3 separate regions of the Homo sapiens genome follow, and all the other regions are linked to region 3. Evidence: chromatin loops called from intact Hi-C (ENCODE). Cell type or tissue: endothelial cell of umbilical vein. All regions are shown on one strand.

Evidence for each region. A loop is a pair of places that touch in the nucleus more often than their neighbours do. Peaks named below come from ENCODE experiments on the same cell type or tissue, not always from the same donor. Only the 100,000 strongest peaks of a DNase experiment are listed, where the experiment ranks them.
Region 1: it touches region 3 in a loop (22-fold over the local background); 106 of 110 quality-filtered maps call a loop at or near these places.
Region 2: a loop joins it to region 3, with 10 times the contacts of the local background. A loop is called at or near these places in 38 of 110 quality-filtered maps.

Annotation. Positions count from the first base shown.
Region 1 is chr1:6,340,114-6,348,113 of GRCh38, forward strand. The region is part of intron 2 of ACOT7 (acyl-CoA thioesterase 7); the gene reads right to left. Among named protein-coding and RNA genes, the nearest start is that of ACOT7, 50 kb to the right of the region's middle. RefSeq lists an enhancer at 1-453 and a silencer at 3,376-3,670. In endothelial cell of umbilical vein, CTCF peaks have their summits at 3,503 (motif pointing left) and 7,997 (motif pointing right); a DNase peak (open chromatin) is centred at 3,498; H3K27ac peaks cover 289 bases.
Region 2 is chr1:6,434,386-6,442,385 of GRCh38, forward strand. ESPN (espin) reads left to right here. Exons shown (of 13, transcript NM_031475.3): 3 at 5,869-6,055; 4 at 6,241-6,423; 5 at 6,549-6,680. Among named protein-coding and RNA genes, the nearest start is that of MIR4252, 8.5 kb to the left of the region's middle. RefSeq lists enhancers at 5,292-5,805, 7,034-7,535, 7,536-8,000 and a silencer at 6,044-6,153. In endothelial cell of umbilical vein, CTCF peaks have their summits at 2,867 (motif pointing left), 3,824 (motif pointing left) and 6,489 (motif pointing left); a DNase peak (open chromatin) is centred at 3,826; H3K27me3 peaks cover 240 bases.
Region 3 is chr1:6,241,359-6,249,358 of GRCh38, forward strand. It overlaps HES3 (hes family bHLH transcription factor 3), which reads left to right and starts at 2,821. Exons shown (of 4, transcript NM_001024598.4): 1 at 2,821-2,883; 2 at 2,993-3,088; 3 at 3,190-3,271; 4 at 3,752-4,220. The coding sequence starts at 3,008. The coding sequence ends at 4,149. GPR153 (G protein-coupled receptor 153) reads right to left here. Exons shown (of 6, transcript NM_207370.4): 6 at 5,995-8,000. The coding sequence ends at 7,980. RefSeq lists an enhancer at 2,959-3,516 and silencers at 3,753-4,104, 3,948-4,107, 4,258-4,397, 4,518-4,817, 7,914-7,983. In endothelial cell of umbilical vein, CTCF peaks have their summits at 3,880 (motif pointing left) and 5,521 (motif pointing right); DNase peaks (open chromatin) are centred at 3,883 and 5,543; H3K4me3 peaks cover 380 bases; H3K27me3 peaks cover 2,679 bases.

The sequences.
Region 1 (8,000 bases), 99 kb after region 3:
CGCCACCATGCCCGGCTAATTTTTTTGTATTTTTAGTAGAGACGGGGTTTCTCCATGTTAGCCAGAATGGTCTCAATCTCCTGACCTCGTGATCCGCCCGCCTCGGCCTCCCAAAGTGCTGGGATTACAGGCATGAGCCACCGCGCCCGGCCTAGCACCGCGCATTCCTAAACACAAAAGCACAGGGATGTAGAGGAGCCCTGCAGAGTCCAGCCCAAAGCAACTGCTGCAGGCGATTCCCCAAGTGATGGGATCACCAGCTGCTTCTTCCTTTCTTCTGATTTTCTCACAATAGGCATGCATTATTTGCTTAATATAAAGTGAACAAATGCATACATACCCATTATGGAAAATTTGGGAAATACAGAAAAGTAGAAAGAAGGGGAACGTCACTCCTCCCATTCAAAGATAACCATGGTTACTATTTTGGGATCTGTCTTTCCAGGCTTTTTTCCCAAGAATCGGGGTGGGTTTTGTTGTCTCACTTGTTCGTCTGCCTGGCTCGTTTCACAGTTTTAGTCTAATATAGCTGTGCAAAAACTAAGTATACACCCTCACCTTCTGATTCTTTTTCATTCAACGTAGGAAAAATAATCTGCCTGTGTTGTGACACATTCTTTGCAATCACTATTCTTCTTTAGGCCGGGCGCGGTGGCTCATGACTATAATTCCAGAACTTTGGGAGGCCGAGGTGGGCGGATCACATGAGGCCAGGAGTTCGAGACCAGCCTGGCCAACATGGTGAAACTCCATCTCTACTAAAAATACAAAAGTTACCCGGGCGTGGCGGTGCACATCTGTAATCCCAGCTACTCAGGAGACTGAGGTATGAGAATCAGGTGAACTCGGGACGGGGAGGTTGCAGTGAGCTGAGATTGCGCCACTGCACTCCAGCCTGGGTGACAGAGCAAGACTCCATCTCAAAAACAACAACAACAACAAAACACTAAATACACTCTCACCTTGATTCTTTTTCATTCAGTATGGGAAAAATAATCTGCCCGTGTTGTGACATGGCTCTTTGCAATCACTATTCTTTTTTTTTTGAGATGGAGTCTCACTCTGTTGCCCAGACTGGAATGCAGTGGTGCAATCTCGGTTCACTGCAACCTCCGCCTCCAGGATTCAGGCAATTCTCCTGCCTCAGCCTCCTGAGTAGCTGGGATTACAGATGTGCACCACCACGCCTGGCTAATTTCTGTATTTTTAGTAAAGACGGGGTTTTACCATGTTGGCCTCAAACTCTTGACTTCAGATGATCCGCCTGCCTCATCCTCCCAAAGTGCTGGGATTACAGGCGTGAGCCACCGTGCCCGGCCCAACTATTCTTTTTAAAAATTTAAAAGTGGCCAGGTGTGGTGGCTCACGCCTGTAATCCCAGCACTTCGGGAGGCCAAGGCGGGTGGATCACACGGTCAGGAGATCGAGACCATCCTGGCTAACATGGTGAAACCCCGTCTCTACTAAAAATACAAAAAATTAGCCGGGTGTGGTGGTGGGTGCCTGTAGTCCCAGTTACTCGGGAGGCTGAGGCAGGAGAATGGCGTGAACCCGGGAGGCGGAGCTTGCAGTGAGCCAAGATCGCACCACTGCGCTCCAGCCTGGGCGACAGAGCGAGACTCCGTCTCAAAAAAAAAAATTTTTTTCAATGTTATTTATCCTTCAAATAGGCGACCCATTCTCATGATTCAAAATGTAAAAGGAACAAAAAAGCCTATGGTGCTGGGTCTACCTCTGGCCACCTCGTCTCCTGTCACACAGGACCCCTTGGCAGCTGGGTCCCATGTGTCAGATCGGACTCCGCATCTACAACCACATGGTGGGGCTCCCAGATGGTGGACATGGACAGGTGGTGCTGCACCCTGCTTTTCTCTCTTCATCTACCCTGGGGATCATCCTCTGTAGCTTTGGGTCTTAGTTCGTTGGGCTGCCAGAACAAAATGCCATAGCCTGGGCAGCTTAGACACAACAGAAATTTATTTCTCACAGTCCTGGAGGGGGGAAGTCTCCAGGGACTTGGGTCATTCCAAGATCAGGGACGGGCAGATTCCATGCCTGGTAAGGGCCGGCTTCCTGGTTCACAGACAGTGCTTCTCGTGTGTCCTCACGTGGTGGCCGGGGCAAATGAGCTCCCTCGGGACCCTTTCATGAAGACATTGATCTCATTCATGAAGCCCCACCCCCATACCCTCGTCACCTCCCAAAGGCCCCACCCCCTAATACCATCACCCTGGGGGTGAGAATTTCAACACATGAGAGACACGAACACTCAGACGGTGGCTGTGTCTGAAAGACTTCCTTATCCTTTCCAGTGACTTCCTTTTCATAGCACTCCAATGTAAAATTATTATCATTTATAGAGACAGGACCTTGCTGTGTTGCCCAGGCAGGAATGCAATGGCTATTCACAGGCACAATCATGCTCACTGCAGCCTCAAACTCCTCCTGGGCTCAAGCGATCCTCCAGCCTCAGCCTCCTGAGTAGCTGCGACTACAGGCACATGCAACCACACCTAACTTTTTTTTAGAAAATTACTTTCAATTGCTAGCCAGGTGGAATTGAACATTCTTCTTCTGTTAGAGATGTGGGGCACCCCCAGTTGATTCTCATTACAAACAATGCTGTGATGGGCACCCTTTCACTTAAACCGTTTTCTGCATTTGGGATTATTTTCTGGGCCCAAGGACAAATACTTTTATATATGGTCCTAAGTGTTTCTCGGAACAGCAGTGACTGGCCTGGCCTTTGCCACCTCACGGCATCCTGACCAACACTCAGAATTGACTTATTTCTCATCTTTGCTGAATAAATGACACAAAAGATGACCTTGTGTTTGAGCCATGGGGAATGTGAGTCTCCATTTCCCAGAGGACTGCCATGACTTTCTACTGCAACAATCACTTCCTTAGGACATTGACAGCATGACACTGAGGAGCCCTCAGGCTTCCCAGGGCGGGCAGGGAGCAGGTGAGGGAGGGGCCTGGGCCAGCTCCGACATCACTGGCCCAGGTGATCTTCACAGCACCCCGACAAGGGGTGCCACATTAGGCAAGCGTCCCAGAGCACACAGAGTATGTGGCAGTCACTTCAAGCCCTGGTGTGTGCGTCTGTGCTCTCCCACCTACCGCCTGCCGCCCCCAAAGCACCGACATGCAGCTCACCCACCTACATGAGGACTCACTGAGGTGGGGTTAACATGCAAGCTCCGGGGCCCACCCCAAACCCAGCACCTGCTTCTTTGGAGGTAGGCTGGGAGCCTCTGTCTGAGCCCTTTCCCAGGTGACTCTCCTGCACACAGGCGCAGGGACTCTGTGACTGCATCTGGGGCTGGGCAAGAAAAGTTCTAGAGCTGGCAAGGGTGGCCCGATGCTTCCCCATTCTGGTTTGCACGGGCTTGTCCCCCAGCAAACCCTGCCCTACTCACAACAGGTCACAGTAAAGCGATGCCTGGAACTGTCTCTTTCACCCCCAAGTCAATGTATGTGGCTATGGCGCCACCCATTGGCCAAAGGCTGTTAGGGCAGGGCTGCACAGAGCCAGGCAAGAATTAGGCACCGCCTCTGGGCAGGGCAATGCCCATCTTGGAAGGAGCCAAGCACTGTCTGCAAGACCTAAAAGTGGAATGAAGCCAAGTGTGTGTTGTTTGAGGGTGATTAAGTACATTACGGTATGCTATGCTGACACAGATCAAACAGACCTATGGGCGCATGCTTTTCCGGGGCAGAGGCCTTCCACCTCCCTGCTCTGCAGCTGGTTTCTGGCAGCATCTGTGGGGCCTCTCAGTGCTGGGTGTACAGAGGGGTGTGGGTCAGAGAAGCCTGGGTTCTAGCTGGGGGGACGGACGAGAAGTAAATGGGGCCACGCCACGATGGGGACAGCCCAACGATGTTAAGGCAGGGTGTGACTTCAGATGAGAGGCATCTGAGCTGAGGCCTAAAAGACCAGGTGTTAGGCAGGAGGAGGTAGGGGGAGCGTTGGTACCACAGGGAGAGGAAAGAGCAGCAGGAGTGGGGAGGTGGTGGGGAGCCACCAGAACACAGGGACGCAGTGGGAGACATGGACAAAGGTCCAAAGAGGCAGGCTGCCAGGCCTTGCAGGCCAGGATGTGAGGGGCAGGTCCAAGGGTCGCTCAGAGGAGGCACAAAAGCAGGTTCACTCAAAGAGTGACTTGAGGCAGGAGGAAGGCAGAGCGCACCTCTCTGTGCTGTCCCTCGGGACACCCCTCACACAGAACCATCCAGTAGCCTTCCCCACAGTGCCACGGGGACACCTGGTGATGGCTTCAAGCCTGTCCTTCATAGGGCAGAAGGCCACTGATGACCCTTGAGCTTGGTTCTCTCCCAGCTTAACATACTAAAGAAAAAAGTAGGGCCGGGCGCAGTGGCTCACGCCTGTAATCCCAGCACTTTAGGAGGCCGAGGCAGGTGGATCACAAGGTCAGGAGTTCGAGGCCAGCGTGGCCAACAGAGTGAAACCCTGTCTCTACTAAAAATACAAAAACTAGCCGGGTGTGGTGGCACATGCCTGTAGTCACAGCTACTCGGGAGGCTGAGGCAGGAGAATCACTTGAACCCAGGAGGCAGAGGTTGCAGTGAGCTGAGACCGCACCATTGCACCCCAGCCTGGGCGACAGAGCAAGACTCTGTCTCAAAAAAAAAAAAAAAAAAAAAAAAAAAGAAAAGAAGAAGAAAAGTAATGTCTCCCAGGCATCCACACAGGAGTCTTGCCACGGTCCCATTTCACTATCAGGAGACCCTGTGGGAGGATTTTGTTTTACTATCTGGCAGCCTGGGAGGCTGCAGAGGTGGCTCTGTGTGTCTGATGGGTACAGATGGCAGGAGCCGGGACCCAGGACGGCTCTGATTTGCTGGTGGGCGGCTGCTTCCCAGGAGCGGGCAGGGCTCTGGACCAGGCCCAGGGAGTCCCTGAAGGCCAGTGTGATCCAAAACTTCAATACATGGACTGACAAGTATTTGCGTTCCATGGGAAGATCTCCCAGCAGCCAGTGCCTCGGATGAGCCCCACACCTCCTGCTTCCAGGACTGCAGGAGCAGGAAAAGCCCCACCCTGCCCTGGGACAGAGACACGAGCTCCTGATCAGCACCTGCCCGGAAGTGCCCTCTGCCACGCTCTCAAAAGCAACTGGTATCACACGGCCCGTGAGGCACAGGCATCCCAGCAAACCACAGGCACTGGGTTCCTCATGGCCACAGGGCTTCCAGCCAGGACAGCAGCTGCAGAGGCAGAGCCTAAAAGAACAGCTCTGGGCCCTGGGTTCAAATCCTAGCTCTACTGCTTACTAGCTCTGTGACCTTGTGCAGCGACACAACCTCTCCACGTCTCAGTCTCTGTAAACACAGATAATAAATGGTCCCAACAGGCTGCTGCAGAGATTCGAGGGGATAACGAATGGGAAGAACTCGGTGCTTAGGAAACGCCCAGGAGAGGCAGGGATAGCTGTCTCTCTCTGACATGCGGGGATAAGGCAATTGACAAACGTCAAGTGCGTGGACCATGCCCGGCATCCAGTGAGGGCCCAGAGAGGGTGCGGTCTCATCACCATGCCCAGCCCCGGCCGTCTTCTGGCTGACGGCAGCTCTGAGGATGCAGCTGTCTGGAAAGCCACCTAACTGTTCTAGGCCTCAGTTTCCCCACTTGTAAAACAGGGTTAAGAACAGTGCCTGTCTCAGCAGGTGGCTGGGAAGACTACACAGGGAGAGGAAGGGTGAGCCCCAGCGTGGCCGCGGGCTCATCGTAAGCGCTTACTCGGTGGACGCTCTCCATGACGGTTGACGGTGCCAGGCCCGAGCTCCCAGCATTCATCAGATGATGCCTAAGCACGCTCTATGCTCAGTCTGGAGAAACCAAGGGCAGAAGTCCTGCCTGCCCTCGTGGGGCTACCACTCTGTACAAGCACAGCAGGTCAGGAGTGGAGCAGCAGCTGGAAGCAGAGAGGGAGCCAGGCCATCAGGGGCATGGCCGGACGCTGTGTTTTGTTTTTGTAGAAACAGGGTCTCACTCTGTCATCCAGGCTGGAGAGCAGTGATGTGATCTCAACTCACTGCAGCCTCAACCTTCCTGGGCTCAGGTGATCCTGCTGCCTCAGCCTCCCAAGAAGCTGAGACTACAGGCACAGGCCACCACACCTGGCTAATTTTTGTAGTTTTTGTAGAGACAAAGTTTCATCATGTTGCCCAGGCTGGCCTCAAACTCCTGAGCTCAAGTGACCTGTCCATCTTAGCTTCCCAAAGTGCTGGGATTCCAACATTTTTATGTAGAGCCTAGAAGAGGAGAGGGCAGGGCCCTGTGGATATCTGGGGAAAGCCAGTGCAAAGGCCCAAGGCAGGAATGCACCCAGCAAGTCCGAGAAGAAGCAGAAAAGCCAATGTGGCCAGAGGGAGAGTTGAGAAAGAGATGTAGGAGGTGAGGTCCCCGAGCCGCGCTAGGCAGAGACAGGGACTCGTGCGGACGTGCCTTTGGCTTTGGGCGAAACAGGAGATCTGGAGGGCTCTGAGCAGGCAGCACTGTGCCCTGACTCCACATCTCCCTGGCTACTGCTGGAGAACAAACCAGGCAGCAGGGACCAGCAGGGTGACCTGCCAGGAGGCTGCTGCAGTGATCAGGTGATCGGGTGATCGGAAGAGCAGCACCATTGGACCCAAAGTGGGGGTGGGCCTGGGGGTTGTGCTCAGATCTGGACTTCCTGGAAGGTAGAGCAGTGGGATCTGCTCCCAGAGCCTCATGAGTTTGGGAGGGAGAGAGGCTGACAGAGGCTCCAGGCTTTGAGCCTGAGCACCGGGGTGCTGCAGAGACCATTTACTGAGGGGAGGGAGGCTGGGAGAAGCAAGCCTGGGGCAAGGACAGGAGTGTCGTTTTTTTGCACATCAAGGCCAAGCAGGCCAAGTAGGCATCCAGATGGGCTGGCCAAGAGGCCCCAGCCAGAGACAGAACCTTGGGACTTCCAGCCACAGACTGGAAGGCACCACCAGGGGAGTGTGGATGCGGGGGTCCCCTGCCCCACCTAGGGCCCCAGCAAAGCCCTTCTAGGCACTGGGACTGTTCTCACCCCCACGCCCTGGGGCTGCCTGGAACTCAGAGACCCCCTCCTAAGCCTAGAATTTCTGGATCACCATCCTGGGGACCAGCCTCCCAGAGGCTTCTCCAAGCCAATGTGTCAAAACTGTCCCTCCAGCAGCCCCAGATCCGGAGAAGGAGCAAGGAGGGGCAAGTGTTCAAAGCACAGGTTCGAGGTATAGTCACAGCCCAGACCTACCATCTGCCTCCCCAGGTGGCCTCAAGCAAGTGTTCAATCTCTCTGTACCTCAGTTTCCTTATCTATGCAACTGGGATAATAAAAATAACAACAGCAGCTGGGCGCAGTGGCTCACGCCTGTAATCCCAGCACTTTGTGAGGCCGACGTGGGCAGATCACTTGAAGTCAGGAGTTCGAGATCAGCCTGGCCAACACGGTGAAACCCCATCTCTACTAAAAATACAAAAAAATTAGCCAGGTGTGGTTGTACACACCTGTAATCCCAGCTGCTCGGGAAGCTGAGGCAGGAGAATCGCTTGAACCTGGGAGGCAGACATTGCAGTGAGCCGGGATCGCACCATTGTACTCTAGCCTGGGTGACAGAGTGAGACTCTGTCTCAGAAAAAAAAAAACAAGACAAGAACAGCTGCCTCTCCGGGGTGTTGTGAGGATTCCATGAGCTAAACTTTAGCTCCTGAAGCATTCTGGAGCTTTGCAGAATGTCAAGTGCTGACCAAATGGCAGCAAAATAATTCCACGATTCTGAGTGACAGCATCACCCTCTGGCCTCCCAAGCCCCTCCTTCATCTTTCCTCCCCATCTTGGGGACTTTTCCTTCCCTGTGTCCATGCTCTCCTGCCAGGGACCCTCACTGTCTCTCTCTGGAAGGGTGCAACAGGAACTTGGGACTTGGCCCTCACCCCTGCCCCAGGCTCTCAGGCTCAGGCCCACCCTCCCCACAGCCAC
Region 2 (8,000 bases), 190 kb after region 3:
CTAATGAGGCCAGGGGCTTTGTCTTCCCGGCTCTGTATGCCCAGAGCCTGACTCCAGTAAACGTCTGCTGAATGAGTGGGGTATGGAATCCCAGGGACTTGTCCACTCTGCCTATAGCTCATTGCATGTGACCCTAGACAAAACTCCCCTCTGAGCATTCCCAAGCCTGTCTGGCAAGTGGACCTAACCTGCCCTACCAGCCTGAGGCCATGAGTGAAGAGAGATCCCCTACTCCTGGCCTGGATGTCCCTTCTCATATTTATTCATTCAACAAAAAGCAACTGGGTGCACCCAACTGCCCGGCCCGTCATCACGTCAGCCATACATTCTTCTATCCATGTGTGTATGGGTCTGAGGAATAGGAGAACAAGATAATTCAGGAGTGACAAGTGCTGTGTAGTGAAATGAGCAGTTTGGTAGGAAGCGATGGGGATGGTTCTTGAAATTGAGGGGTCAGGGAAGCCAGGTGTCTTTGAGGAGAGGAGAGCTGAGACCCTAATGAAAAGAGGGTGGGCCTCGCAGCCCTGCCTTGATGGAACTGGCAGTGATGCGGGGAGGTGTAGAGGCCTCAGGTGGGGTCAAATGTGGCCTAATTAGGGGCCAGGAGGAAGACCTGGGAGGCTGGGAGAGTTGCAGGCAACTGTAGGCTTCTGGAACTATTCCATGCTAGCTGACGGCCTGGGGTGTAGAACCTTTCTCAAATCAGGGCTGCATTTCTTCCCTGGGCCAGGCCTACTCGGGAATCTTTTAACATAGGCCGGGAAGTTTGACTGGAGGACACCGAGAGCCATAGAGCCACCATAGGCTCGGTGAATTTCAATTCAAAGCAGTCACAGGCCGCAGCTGGACTGATCCTCGGATGGAGAGCCTCTTCCTGGCCTCCCTCTGGGGAGGCATGACTGGCAGTGGGGAGGGCTGCGGGAATCATTCTTCAGCCCGGGTCTGGCCCCATGGGCAGCTCACTCCCTGCGGCGGCGCTGGCAGTCAGCTGGCACCAGTCTCCGCCGGAGATTCCCACAGCCCACACGGGCGACCCATGTTTCTTTTGTGTAATCAGAGGTGACTTGATGAATAGTTACAGTTCATCCATAGCATCTTTGTTCCCAGGAGAAAGAAAACAAATCATGATTTATATGATCATCGCCAGGGCGCCTCTGACCTACAAAGAGGGTTTGGGTCAAAGCCGGGGCAAAGGGCAAGGGCTTGGTCTGGGAGCACTTTTCTGCAGCTGTCACTGTGGTCGGGGCTAGAGCTGGCAGGGGTCTGGGAGTCAGAGGTCTCCCCAAAGACCCATCCTCTCCCCTCTAGGTAGTGTTCCCCACAACAGAAATGGTGCCCAGCCTGGCCCATACTTGGCAGGACCTGGACACTCCAGGCCAGCCATAGACCCTCCTGGTGGCTGGTCCTCCCAGGTACAGGGAAGGATCCTAAAGTTCAGCAATGGCTGTGCACCAGGCACCAGGCCTGTGCTCAGGGCTCTGCCAGCACTTCTCAGGCACTCCGCATGAGGTCAGGATGACAACTGTTGTCCCCATTTCATGGATGGGTTTGGGAAGACAAAGAGACAAGAAGCAAGACTGTGGCACAGCTCAAAGGCACGGGACTTGAGCCAGGTCCTCCTTATAGCGAAGCCGGGGCCCTCCCTGCAGGTCCTCCTGCCGGGGCTGTGCCCCAGCAGCTGGCAAAGAGTGTTCCTGAGTTCCCAGCAGTGAGGTCTGCGGGAGAAGGGCAGTGGTCTGTGCGGTGGGAGGGAGGGAGGCAGAGGGACAGACCAACCAAGAGCAGAAGGGGTGTAGACGTGGCACATTTGGAGTCAGAAGCAGGCTCTGCATGAGACGCAGCCTCAAATTGGGGCTCTGCCTCTTTCTCACAGAGTGATCTTAGCTCTCTGTGCCTCAGTTTCCTCATCTGTACCAGGAGAACAATGCTAACACCTGTCCTGTGGGGTTACAAGGACCAGCTGAGAGAACGTGTGTGTTGTACTCATCACAGTGCTTGAGACAGAGTAATCATTCAGTAAATGGTGGCTGCTATCACTATTATTATTTACTATTATTACTTTTATTAATTCCTCTCTCCAGTGATGGGAATTTTTTCTTATTTATTTATTTATTTATTTATTTATTTATTTATTTTAGAGGCAGGATCTTGCTCTGACACCCGGGCTGGAGTACAGTGGTATGATCATAGTTCCCTGCAGCCTCAACTTCCTGGACTCAAGTGATCCTACCTCCTCAGCCTCCTGAGCGGCTGGGACTACAGGTGTGCACCAACACACCTGGCTCATTTTTGTATTGTTTGTAGAGAATGGCGGTCTCTCTATGTTGCCCAGGCTGGTCTCGAACTCCTAGGCTCAGGCAGTCCTCCTGCTTTGGCCTCCGAAGGTGCTTGGATTCCAGGTGTGTGATGAGAATTTCATTTTGGTCCTTATGCTCATCCATATCTTTGTAATACTCCCCAGTGACTGTGAGAGTGCCCATTGTTCTTCTTGTCCTCAGGCCAAGGTGGAGGGGGATGTTGAGCCGGGATCCCCTCCCCCGCAGCCCAACAGCATATCTGCCCCATGTTCTGGGGTATTCCAAGGGGATGTTGAGCCAGGATCCCCTCCCCCTCAGCCCATCAGCATATCTGTCCCATGTTCTGGGGTATTCCAAGCTGGAGGCTCTGACTCCATAATGGGGCGTGTGAGTGCAGATGGTGGAATACTAACGAGAATGGTGATGAGCTCCAGCACTTACTGAGGGCTCATTCCGTGCCAGGAACTTGGGCTGGGAATGCCAGCCAGCGGCCCTGCAGGAGGCTGTGGGTACCACTGCCCCCTGCTGCTCAGATCCTGCTTGGTGCCAGCTTCTCAGACCTTCTCCGGCTGGCTGGGCACCCCTGGGTCATGGATCTCTGCCAAGTGGGGGGTGCTGGGAGAGCAGAGCTCACCGCAGGTCTGGCCCCCCCACCAGCTGTGCAGACCGCCGTGGGCCTCTACAGATAGAACCCAGTGGGCCCCCACCAGCCCCTGATCCCCAAGACCCCGGCACTCACTGTGCCTTGGTTACGGGGTGAATAATTTAGGCCGCTGAGTGTCAGTCATGAAATATTCAACAGCCTGTTCCTGACGCAGCAGCATGTGAGTGTGCGTGGGGGTGACGCTGGCGCTGGGGTGTGGAGGCTGGCAGCCACGAGCCAGCATGTTTCTGAAGATAGATACGTAGCTGTGTCTTCTGTCTCCCTCATCTATGTCGACGGGACCCCCTCTGGATCACCAGGCATGGTGCCTGCTCCCCGCACCATCGTGAAGTGCCGGGCTCAGCATCAGCCCCAGCAAATGGCAGCCCTGTGTCTAGGGAGTGGGGAGGGAGGAGAAATCAGTGAGTGGAGGTCCATGGGGGCTGCAGACAGCCTTGGGGTCTCAGGAGTCAGGGAAGTAGACAGAGAACCAGGGCTTTAGGGACAGGGAGATGCCAGCTGGGAGGGTCTCAGGATGTGTGTGAGAGGGAGGGAGAGGGCACACGTGACAGGGGTCAGAAGAGGGGCTAAGTCGTGTTGGGAACAAGAGGGTGGGTGGGCAAAGGGGGGTAGCCTGGTGCCCATTGATGGGCAGGCAACAAGCGGATGGGCAGTTGGATGGGTGAGCGAGGGATGAATGCGGGGTGGAGCATGTGGTTGATCTAGGGGGTGAAACACTGGGGGAGGTAGATGGGCAGGATGTGAAGTCCTGTGAAGAATTGGCCTCCTAAGCACAAAAGGTGAATTGGAACCCAATAGGTCGCGGCCCCCAACCTGGAGCTTCTCCTGGGTCTGGGGATAGATTGTGGCTCCACCTAGTGTCCTTCGGTGGTAACTGCACCCTGGCTGTTCACCTGGACACACCAGGCCAGCCATAGACCCTCCTGGTGGCTGGTCCTCCCAGGCACAAGGAAGGATCCTAAAGTTCAGCAATGGCTGTGCGCCAGGCACCAGGCCTGTGCTCAGGGCTCTGCAAGCACTTCTCAGGCACTCTGCACAAGGTCAGGATGACAACTGTTGTCCCCATTTCATGGATGGGTTTGGGAAGACAAAGAGACAAGAAGCAAGACTGTGGCACAGCTCAAAGGCCCCCCTCTGGGCTGGGAGAGCAAGGATAAGGGACAGTGACAGCCGAAAGCTAGGCCCTAGGAGAAGCCCCTGAGACACATTCCAGCTCTTCAGTCCCTGCATGCCCATATTGCCGGCCAGGCCCTGCATGCACAGACAGATGGGTGTTCAAATGCCACTTACCAGCTGTGTGACCGAGGAGAGAGCTGAGTCTGTGCCTCTGTTGTGGGACTATGGGTGATGGCACAGAGTCCCAGCCCCACCTGTGAGCCTCCTCAGCTGCAGCTGCACCATTGACTGAATTCTGATTCTGGCAGGTCCCCTGCTAGGTGCCTTACCGGTGTAATCTCAGTTGATGGTCATAGTAATAGTTGATGGCCGGGTGCGGTGGCTCACACCTGTAATCCCAGCACTTTGGGAAGCTGAAACAGGCGGATCACTTGAGCTCAGGAGTCCGAGACTAGCCTGGCCAAGATGGCAAAACTGGGTTTCTACTAAAAATACAAAAATTAGCCAGGCGTGGTGGCACATGCCTGTAGTCCCAGCTGCTTGGGAGGCTGAGGCAGGAGAATGGCTTGAACCCAGGAGGCAGAGGTTGCAGTGAGCTGAGATTGCGCCATTGCATTCCAGCCTGGATGACAGAGCAAGACTCCGTCTCAAAAATAAAAATAAAAAAGAAGAACCTGCTTGCTAGTGCCGTAGCCCAGAGCTAGCACAGCAGAAGCATTCAGTACATAGTGGACATCCTGAGGGCTGCCAGATTAACAAAAACAGCAACAACCAAACCCAGGACGTTTGACTAGCTTTGAATCTCAGATAAACAAGCTGTACTTTAGTATAAGTATGTCCCATGCAATATTTGGGATATAGAATACTAAAGCATTATCCGTTTATCAGAAATTCAGATTGAATTGTGTGAACTGCCTTTTGTCTGGCAACCCTTACCACCCTGCCCTCTGGGAACTCAGTCTTCTGGGGGAGGCAAAGGTCAAAATCAGTTATGGTCAACCAAGCATGACAGGTCATGCTCAAGTGGCCCTGGGCAGTGTGGGGCGGAGGCCAGCAAGGGGGAAATAAATCAGGGTGGCCCTCATGGAGGAGGGATGGGTACTGAGTCTTCAAGAGGGAGGAGAAGGACATTCCAGATGGAGGGGGCACACAATGAAAGGGATAGAGGTCAGACACAGCAGGTGTGGGGATTCATGGTGACAGTGGGTGAGAGGGGAGAAGAGGCCAGCTCACCACATCTTTGTAGACCTCGGTTAAAAAGTGGGACTGAGCCTGGGTGCGGTGGCTCTGTAATCCCAGCACTTTGGGAGGCTGAGATGGGCGGATCACGAGGTCAGGAGTTCGAGACCAGCCTGGTCAACATGGTGAAACCCTGTCCCTACTAAAAATACAAAAAATTAGCGGGGCGTGGTGGCACATGCCTGTAATCCCAGCTACTCAGGAGGCTGAGGCAGAAGAATCGCTTGAACCCGGGAGGCAGAGGTTGCAGTGAGCCAAGATCGAGCCACTGCACTCCAGCCTGGGCGACAGAGCTAGACTTCTTCTCAAAAAAAAAAGTAGGACTGAGGGCAGGGCAGTGCTGGGTGGGACGCCCTCAGGGACCTCTGAGGGAGGGTGGCTCAGGACTCAGTCCAGGGGGAGCCCCCCGGGCAGCAGCGGGCCGGTGACAGGGCCCTTTCCCACCCACTCTCCCTGCCGTCCAGGGCTCCCCGGGACGGGATGGGGGCGGGTAAGAAGGCCTCGGAGGGGGTGAGGCGCTGAAAGCCCACGGTGGGCGCTGTGTCTCCGCAGGGGAGTGAATGCCCAAACCAAGAACGGTGCCACGCCCCTGTACCTGGCGTGCCAGGAGGGCCACCTGGAGGTGACCCAGTACCTGGTGCAGGAATGCGGCGCAGACCCGCACGCGCGCGCCCACGACGGCATGACCCCGCTGCACGCCGCGGCGCAGATGGGCCACAGCCCAGTCATCGTGTGGTTGGTGAGCTCCGGGCCCGGGCGGGGAGCAGGGGAGGCGGGGCGGAGCCGGCAGGGCGGGGAGTGGAGGGAGCGGGGCCATCAGGGGTGGGGCGGGGGGGCGGGGGCGGGCCACGGAGGTACAGGGGGCGGGCCTACAGGGGCCTGGCGCCCAGCCCCCGCCCCCCTCTCCCCGCCCGTCCCGCCCAGGTGAGCTGCACCGACGTGAGCCTGTCCGAGCAGGACAAAGACGGCGCCACCGCCATGCACTTCGCGGCGAGCCGCGGCCACACCAAGGTGCTCAGCTGGCTGCTGCTGCACGGCGGGGAGATCTCGGCTGACCTGTGGGGCGGGACCCCGCTGCACGACGCCGCCGAGAACGGGGAGCTAGAGGTCAGCGCGGGCCCGGGGTGGGGGCGCGCGCCCTCTGCTGGCACCGCGCTTTCAGCACGGCCCTGCCCGGGCGCGGGGGTCCCAGCTCGCGGCCGCGGCCGGGTCCTCACTGCGTGCCCCCGCAGTGCTGCCAGATCCTGGTAGTGAACGGCGCGGAGCTGGACGTCCGCGACCGCGACGGGTACACGGCCGCCGACCTGTCGGACTTCAACGGCCACAGCCACTGCACCCGCTACCTGCGCACGGTGGAGAACCTGGTACGATCCCTGAGCTGCTCCTGTCGCATTCTTTCTTCTCGCCCCTCCACCCCAGTGGTGGGTGTCGTCACCCCTTTTACCAAGGAGGAAGCTGAGGTTCAGGGACGTGAAGCCCGCTACCCCACACGACCTCTCAGCCCAGAACCACTGCCTACTGGGGACTGAGGGAGTAGAGGCACAAAGGTCAACGGAAAGAGGACAGGGAAGACCAGAGTCACCCCAAGGGGTAAGGCTGGAGAAATCACAAGACAGGACCCACTGGGAATAGGCAGGCTCATTCACCTACCCATAGACATTAGCTTGGGTATAACTCACAGCCACCCTCTGCAGAAAAGAGTGTTTAAGTGTCCCGTTCCACATATGGATAAAGTGAGTCTGCGGGGCACCAAGATGGCATCACCAGTAACTGTTAGAGTGGAGAACCTACCTTGATGGCCTGGCCAGGAGGCACCTCTCAGCCCCTGCACCATACATTTGCTGACTTCATGGCTGGGTCATAACTGGAAACCCACGCTACTCTTTTTAAATTATGTTATTATGGTGAGACAGCCATGAAGTGACCCAATGGGACTTGAACTCAGCTGTGGATGTCTCCAAGTGCAGGGCTCTGCACCATCTGGTACAATGCCTGCTATGAGGCAATAGGCAGGGAAGAGAGTGGGCCTCGCAGTCAACCCGAAAAGGATGCGGACCAACTCCATGGGGCAGCCTGGCCATGGAGGGGCTGTGCAATGAGGCCCGGAGGGAAGAAGGCAGATGGTCTGTGCCCTGAGCACCGTCTGTCCATCTGCCCTCCCCCCCCCAGCACAGGGGGATGGTCCTGGCTCTGGGGGCTGCAGAACACAGCAAGGCCCAGAGGCCAGAGGCTGCAGGGGGGCCTGAGGATGAACTTCCCCCCGCGAAAGAGTCTCTGGAAGAGAATGAATGGCCCAGCAGGTAGTGAGCACTCTGTCACTAGGGTATATAAGCTGGGATGGACACTGGGAAGGGCATTTCTGCATCAATGGTGGGTCCCCTTCAGTTAAGAGTGTCTGTGACTCTGTTGAGGGACCGTGGGGGGTGGCACCAGAGCCCAGGGCACCTGAGGGCCTCTCTGGATGCAGCTGCTAGCGGTCATAGGACAGCAAACACTATTCATTGGATTCTGACTTAGGCAGGCACCCTGCCGAGTGCCTTAAAGGTGTAATCTCCGTTACTCTTCACAGTACATTAAAAAAATAGTTGGCCGGGTGCAGTGGCTCATGCCTGTAATCCCAGCACTTTGGGAGGCAAAGGCAGGCAGATCACGAGGTCAGTAGATCGAGACCATCCTGGCCAACA
Region 3 (8,000 bases):
GGCTTGTAATCAGCGTGACAGGCTGGGGTGGAGGGTGGACCCCGAGTCTTCAGCCTGGGTTTCCGGGAAGGGTCCCTGTAGAGACTAGTCTGCTGTCTTTCCCAATGACCTTGTCAGATGCAAAGCACAATGACTTTAACTTAGTAGGGGAAGTGGCTGCCCAGAGATAGGAGCAAGAAGTGAGGGTAAAGTGGCGATGGTGGGGAGAAACTCGGCTCAGAGCTCGGGAAAGGGGAGGGTGGAAATCGCACCAAGATCTCTCCCCACCTTGATCCTGCGCGACCCTCGGCCAGTGTAAGGCGAGTAGCGGGCCAAGGAGGCTGTTTGTGATGGAGGAGCCACGGGTGGGGGCGTCAGAAAGTAGGGGGATCATTCCAGGTGGGGAGACCACTGACCGAAAACGGGCCACAGGACAGGGGGCGCGGCGGGCAGTGTCGGGGTTGGGGTCGGGGGGCAACGGAGGCGGAAGTCCATTCAGTGGACCAGGGCGGAGCGACGCCTGAGAATTCCGCCCAGGCCTTGAGGCGGGCCTCGCCTCCCGCAGCCAAAGCAGAACATTGCGAATTAGAGCATTTTGCGGTCAATTTTCCACTGCTTAAGAAACACTAAGCTATCCACGTGAGCGTCCCCCCGCCCCCGGCCCGATGCGCCTGGAATCCCAGGGGACGGGCTTGGGAGGGGTGGTGGCCCTGGGAACGGCGGGTGTCGGGGTTCGGGCGGGGGCAGCCTCGTGGCCCCTTTATGGCGGCCCGGACTCAGGAGAGGGGGCGGGCCCGGCACCCAGCGGCGGGCCGCGAGAGCTGCGCGGAGGGCCATTGGTTTGCTAATGCCCTCGAGTTGAAAGGCGCGGGCGGCGGTTTATAGGGAAGGATTGTAATTAGAGGACAAATTGCCCCGCTGCCCCGCAGCTCGAGAACGCGGGGAGGGGGAGGCCCGCCGGGGCGCGACGCGCGCCAGGCCTCTGTGCAGATGTGCAGCAGCTGGAAGTCCGCGCCTGGCGGGGCGCCCGGAGTTTGGCCCCGAGGGGGCGGGGGCGGGCGCGGGCGCCGCTTTGTGGGGCCCGCACAATGCCCTTAACACTCGGCTGCCCCTTTTGTGCCCGGCCGCGCCGCCCGCCCGCCCCGCGGTGCCTTTATACCGCGCCGCCACCGCCCCAAGCTCGGAGCGAGTCGCATGGAGGACGCCCCGGCCCGGCCGGTCCTGGCGCTTCAAAGCTGCCCGGCGCGTGCCAGCGCCCGCCGCCTGGTCTCGGCCCCCGCCGCCCTCCCAGGCCCGGGTCGGCCCGGATCTGGCCCGCGGGCCCTGCGGTCCGGGCTGGACAGAGCCCCAGAGCTGCTGTTGCCGCTGCCTCGGCCTGAAAGGGGGAGGGCGTGGCGCGATTCTCCACGCTGCTTGGCGCCTGGGAACGCCGCTATCCTGGGAAGGGTAGGCGGGGGCGGGCTGGGGGGAGATGCCCTGGCTTGATAGAGCTGGGGGGCGCACCCCACCCTGAGTCCCTACACAGAAGCCGGTTTGTTCATTCCTCTGCCACAGGGCTCAGCTGCAGAATTTTTGCGACTTCCCTGTCACCCTCAGAAGCAATGGGGGCTGCATTGTTCAGAATATAATTTTACAAGCCCCAAAAACTAAAGCCATGAGGGCCCATGGGAGGTGTCTAGGTTTGAACCCAGGGACTTCCTGGAGGTCAGCCTTCCTGTCCATCACAGCAGCTACAGTTCAGCCTCCTGGAGTCCAACCAGGGGGATGGCCCCAGAGCCTTGCTGTAGGCCTAGCCCATCCTGGGGCAAGTGCTCCAGGCGCCTCCTCCACTGGGTCCGCCGTAGTCTGAATCATAGATTGGGGTGCGGGCCCTGGATCTCTCGAAGTGTGGCCTGGAGCTCTTCCCAGAATGTCAGTGGTCTCCTGCCACCACCACCTGTGCGTGGAGCTGAGAGCAGGCTCATGGGAGTAGACTTCTAGTGCTTCTCCATGGGGACAGGGTCTACCACCAAAGCCACCCAGCCTGGAAGCCCAGGGCTGTAAGGAAGGGAGAGGCAGCCGTGTTCACCCCACCTGCCTCCTGTGGGAAGTCCGCGTTGGATCCTAGCAGTGTCAGAGAACACAGGACCCAGGCTGCACCCTCACCAGGACCCCTCCCAATCCCAAGGCCCCAGCAAGGATGAGGCTGGCTGTGGCCCCGCGGGTGGGCTGCATGCTTTAATGGGACACAGGCTGCTGCATGGCCCCCGCGGGCTCAGCTTGTGCCTGGCTTTGAGCAGCCACAGGCAGAAAATTGCTGCATTGTCCCGACATTAGGGCAACTAATGCGGCGTTGCGGGTATAACCAGAGCATGAAGTGCATAAAGAGGCGTCGCCTTGGCATCTTCATCAGTCCCGAGGGAGCCCAGAGCCCTGTCATAGTCAGTGAGGCAGCCTGTGGCCAGCTGGCCCATGTACCTCCCCAGTAGGTGACCCCTGGAATGCTTGCACTCCAGGGTATCAAGGACTTGGCAAGTGGGACTGGAGAACTTACGGGGATTGGGACAGGATGGGCATGGAGGGGGTGGGCATGGCAGGGGTCCTCAGACTGGGGAAGTGGTGGAGGCCAGAGAGATAAGGAAAAGACAGATAAAGGGGAGGGGGGGGTCCCTCGGGAGACAGGGGGGGTCCTGAAGGTGAGAGGAAGCCTAGGCTATGGGAGGGGGCTGAGGGAAGGAGGTGGGGAGCTTCCCAGTGCGTCCTCCCTCGGTCCCCTCCTCCTCAAGGTTTCTAGAGTCCAGAGGGCCTCATTGACATGTAAACGAGGGTCCCTATAAAGGCGGCGCTGCCTCGCACTGGTGCATGGACTGCAACATGGGCACGGAGCCTGCTGCCCGGGGCAGCCTCCCCGGCAACTTCCGAAAGGTCTGGGGTCTTGAGGGACTAGGGGCAGGCACCCTTCCCCGGGAGGTGTGGGGGGGTGCCGAGGGCAGGAGGGTGGCAGTCCTGCACTCTAAAGGCTGTTCATCTGCAGATTTCCAAGCCGCTGATGGAGAAAAAGCGCCGGGCACGCATCAATGTGTCACTGGAGCAGCTCAAGTCGCTGCTGGAGAAACACTACTCGCACCAGGTGAGACTCAGGCGGGGTGGGGGTGGGTGGGTGATACGATCCCAACCTCCCTCTCTCCACCTCGGGAGGCCGGTCTAATAGACCTTTCCATGGTCGGGTAGATCCGGAAGCGCAAATTGGAGAAGGCCGACATCCTGGAGTTGAGCGTGAAGTACATGAGAAGCCTTCAGAACTCCTTGCAAGGTATAGGGGAGGGCTGGAGGGAGGAGGGGGAGGCTTGTGGGATCAGAGCCAGGGATGCACAAGGCCAAATAAAGAGGGATACCTCAAGGACCGCTTGACCCCGGGCTTTTGAGACCAGCCTGGGCAACATGGCAAGACAGCAAATATAAAGAGGACAACTCGGAGGCAGGTGCAGTTGGTGAGGAGGGGGCCCCAGCTCGCTAGGGGGCGAGGGAGGAGCAGTAAAGCCCGGGCTGGCTGTGCGATTGCAATCTGGGTGGTAGGTCTGGACCCCGGGGGAGACGTTCGGGTCGTCTGACCTCCGCCCTCCTCTTCCCTTCCTCAACACGCTTCCTCCCTCCTTTCCCCTCCACCTCCACTCCCCTCTCCTCCCTCCCTTCCTCCCCTCCCCTCCCTCCCCCTTCCCCTCCTCTCCCTCCCCCTCCCCTTCCCCTTCCCTCTCTTCCCCTCCCTGTTTCTCGCGTCCGCTCTTCCCCACAGGGCTCTGGCCTGTGCCCAGGGGAGCCGAGCAACCGTCGGGCTTCCGCAGCTGCCTGCCCGGCGTGAGCCAGCTCCTTCGGCGCGGAGATGAGGTCGGCAGCGGCCTGCGCTGCCCCCTGGTGCCCGAGAGCGCCGCCGGCAGCACCATGGACAGCGCCGGGTTGGGCCAGGAGGCGCCCGCGCTGTTCCGCCCTTGCACCCCTGCCGTCTGGGCTCCTGCTCCGGCCGCCGGCGGCCCGCGGTCCCCACCACCCCTGCTCCTCCTCCCCGAAAGTCTCCCTGGCTCGTCCGCCAGCGTCCCCCCGCCGCAGCCAGCGTCGAGTCGCTGCGCCGAGAGTCCCGGGCTGGGCCTGCGCGTGTGGCGGCCCTGGGGAAGCCCCGGGGATGACCTGAACTGAAGGCGCTCCCTATTTGGTCTCGCGACACAGGGACTATTTTCAGCACGCCCACAGTGACTGCCAGGACCCCCCAGTCGTCCGTTCTGGTCGTGGGGCGGGGGTGGCTTGGAGAGGGCCGCGCACCCCGCAAGCGCAGGGAAATACCCCCAGCCCTGCCGGACTGGGTCTGCGCGTCTGGGCATAATCCACCCCCACTCTAGCTCCACCTACACACGCCGGACCGCTCGCTCTCCGCCCATCCTCCGGAGGGGCTGGGAGGGGGTGTCCTGGGCTGCGCCCCTTTCCCAGGGACCCCTGGCGGGCAACCCGCCCGCCCCCACCCCCGCCCGGTTGCCGCGCAGCGGTGGGAATGTCGCAGTTGGCAACAGCGCAGAGCTGACCCCTCGCAGCGAGGAGAATCGCTGCCCCGCCCCGGACCATTCAGCGGACCGCGGGCGCCCGGTTCCCACCGGCACAAAGCGCGCCTGGCCCCGCCCCGCCGGCAAGGGGCCCCCAGCCTCCCCCAACCCGGGATCCTCTTGACTTCCAAGGACCTCCTTCGCAAGCGGTGCTGCCCACCGGGCTGGCGCATTCCCCGAGGCCCACCCTTCTCAGAAGCCCCGCCCCTAAGATGCACCGCCCCAACCGGACGCCCCGCCCACGCGGTTCCTGGAAGGGACCCATTGCTTGGTGGCACCAGCTTGAAGGCTGCAAAAGTGAACCCGGTGCCTCTCGTGGGAGAGGGGAACGCCTTCCGCTCGACAAAGACCCTGGCCCACATTCCAAGCCCGGACCCCGTAGACCCCGCAGCTCCAGATCCCTAGGGCTGCCGGAGAATCCAATCCCTGGACGGCTCTCGGAGCGCGCTGCGCCACTTTATTGGTCCATAATGAGGTCACTGCTGCGCACGGACTTCGGTGGTGGGAGGCTCTCAAGTCAGATTTTCTTCCCCTGGGCTTCTGGCCCAGGAGTCCGGGCCAGCGAGGGGCAGCTTGGGTTGTGGGGTCAGAGATCCTGGCACCCTCTCCCGACACCTTGTAATTCAGAATAAAGCCAGCGCGAATCTGCGAAGTCGGTATCAAGAGGACACCAGAGGTCTAATGTCTCCCACCCCTGCGATGCCTAGTTAGGTGCATCTTTTGTAACCACAAATACCAACTTTCTACAGAAGCTCTTCTCTTTTTGGGCGGCCCTGACCTGCAGGGCACTAAACCCGTCCTGGTCCAAACGCGTGGAGAAGGACCCACGGTCCTTCAAAAACCCAGCTCCACTGTCGCACCTAATGGGCTCGCTGGAGCTGGGGCGAGGGTGGGAGTCCCGGCTGTCGCCGTCCAGGGTGGCCTCTCCGGTCTGCTTCCCGCGGTGTGGGGTGGGGTAGAGGCCAGGACAAATCCCTCTGCAGTCCACCAGGTGGCGGTGTTGCACTGCAGACCCAAAGGTCCTTCCTCCAAACTCCAGGGCGGGCGCGCGGGGGGACAGGGGCTCGACAAGTCCCAAGCAGCTTAGGCCCAGCTCCTATTGCCCTGCCCTGTTCTGTCTCTTCAGTCAAGCTCACGGTGACTAGCAGCCCCAGGTGCCAACCCTGGGGCAGGGGTTGCCACCTGGGCTAATAGGGCCTTTCCTCCACTGGTGGGCTGTGGAGCCCACCCCACTGCTTCATCCTGTTGCTACTCCAGGACCATCTCACTCCTCACTCGCTGGTGGGACCTGAGCATTTGTCTGAAGACAGAGAGCAAGTCCAACCCCCCAAAAATGTCACACTACCAGAAGAACTCAGGTTCCAGAGGAAGACATTAAGGGCAGCTGGCCAGCCCTGCTGTGGGGTTGTAGAAGGGTTTTCTACGAAACCAGCCTTGGAATGCCAGGTGCAAATCATAAGGAAGTTTTTATTGGGTCCTGTACAGAAGAGAAATGCTCCGTTGTCAAAAAACTACAAAGGGATCCCTGGCTCTGGGTGTGCTATGAAGACAACTCCCTCCCCAGTGAGCCCAGGGAACAGGCTGGATGCTGGACAAAGTTTGGGAGGGAGCTCCAGGCCCAGGGTCCTCCACTTGGGGTCTCCCCCTTTATGTTTGTAAAAACCGCAGGATTGGAGTATTTAGAGGACTCTGTCCCCCTGCAAGTATTGCCGTTGGATATGAAACACACAGAGCAAAACCCCAAGGTGACAAATGAGTGAAAACCTAAGGTGACAAGTGGACAGACGCCCCCCAGATGGAGGAGACACTGGCTAGCTGGCGACCTCTGCCCCTACGTAACTTGTCAGTCCTTGAAGGCACAGCAGCATTGGCCAGAGATGGCCCCTCCCGCGGCCAGGGCTGGATTGCAGTTCCCTGCCTTGCTCACCTGTGGCCACAGCTCATACCCCCAGTTACCCCACAGCCAGGGACTGGAGGGGCCTCTGAAGCACAGACAGGCTTAGGCAGCCTCCCACCCCCACCCCAGCAGCTTCTTCTGGGAGTGGGACCCTATCTGAAGGATGAAGAGATGGGCTTGGCCACCTGAGGGCCAGAAGGAACTGGGCACAGGCAGGCTCTATGCTCACCTTGGAATTACCCCAGGTCTTCATATTGTGGGGCCACTGTGTAGGGGTAGGGGTCTGGAGGAGACAGCCTTCTCATCTACCCTATTTCACTAGCTCAAGGTTATAGCTGTTCCTGGTTCTCCTTAGCCTGGGAAGACCCAGGGCCCATGGCAATGCCCAGGCCTGTAAGGGGTCTGCCCAGGATGGAAGGCAAAGAAATACATTGCTCCCAGGGGTTGGACGCCTGCCCGGGACCAGGCCTTGAGCTGAGAACCTGGAAGCCCCTGCCAGGATCCCTTCCTGGCCAGGCCTGCACGGGTGGGGAGTGAGGCTGGGGATGACGCAGGGACACGGAAGGCCAGGCCCTGCTGCCCTCGTGCTCTCCGCTTGCACCTGCCAGCGTCATGGTGGGAGCCATGGAGGGAGATGATGTGGTGGGGACAGGCAACGACGGCAGAGTAATGAGGGTGGGGACACTAATGGTGGTCAAGGTGGCTCAGGTGCCATTGGTGGTGGTCCACAGTGTTGTGCTTAGCTGGGGTGGAGTGTGGGTTCCCAAGGGGGCAGGGGGCACTGAGAGTGGGAGGCCTCAGGCCTAGGGAGCCACACCAGGCCACATGCTGAAAACGGACCTCCACAAAGGCCGCAGAGGGCTCTAGACTACCTCTCACACCTGGGCCACTCAGTGGCGAGGGCCTACAACCAAGAGACTTCAAACAGCCCTGAGAGTTAACGTGGTCACCTGCTCATCACAGATGGGGAAACTGAGGCAGGACAGGTCGGAAGCAGGGAAACCTGATCAAAGCTTGTTCGGGCTCTGAACACCCCTGTGCTTAGAGACCCTCTGTACCCTCCCCCCCCCCGAAGGGTGTGGCGGTTATGGTGCAGTGTGGGTGGAAAGCCCCTGGGGAGGCCAATGGCTCCAGCTCAGCCTCTCCAAAGCGGGGCTTTGTCCGATCCCGCAGTGGCCCTGTCTCAGGTTCCCTGCTCCCGACGTCCTGTTGCGCAGGGCTGGTGATGGCGCAGCTGGACGTGTGCACATGTCACTCACTACCCAAGCCCAAGCTTGGGATGTCACTCAGCTCCCCAGGCCCGACCTCACTCGGCCCGGGACATGCGGTGCCCAGCGCAGTCGTCCGGGGCAGCCGTCGCCCCTGGGACAAGGCCAGCTGGGAGGAGCCGGAAGACAAACGCTGAGGCCAACGCCCCCTCACCCCTGGGAGGGGTGGCGCATGTCTGCGCGCGGGGCGGAGGCGGGCGTCTTTGGTGCTGCGGCCCCGGAGAGCGGCCTGGCCTGCCTGGCGTCCGTGGGGAGGCGCCGGCGGTCCTAGGACGCGGAGCCCAGCGA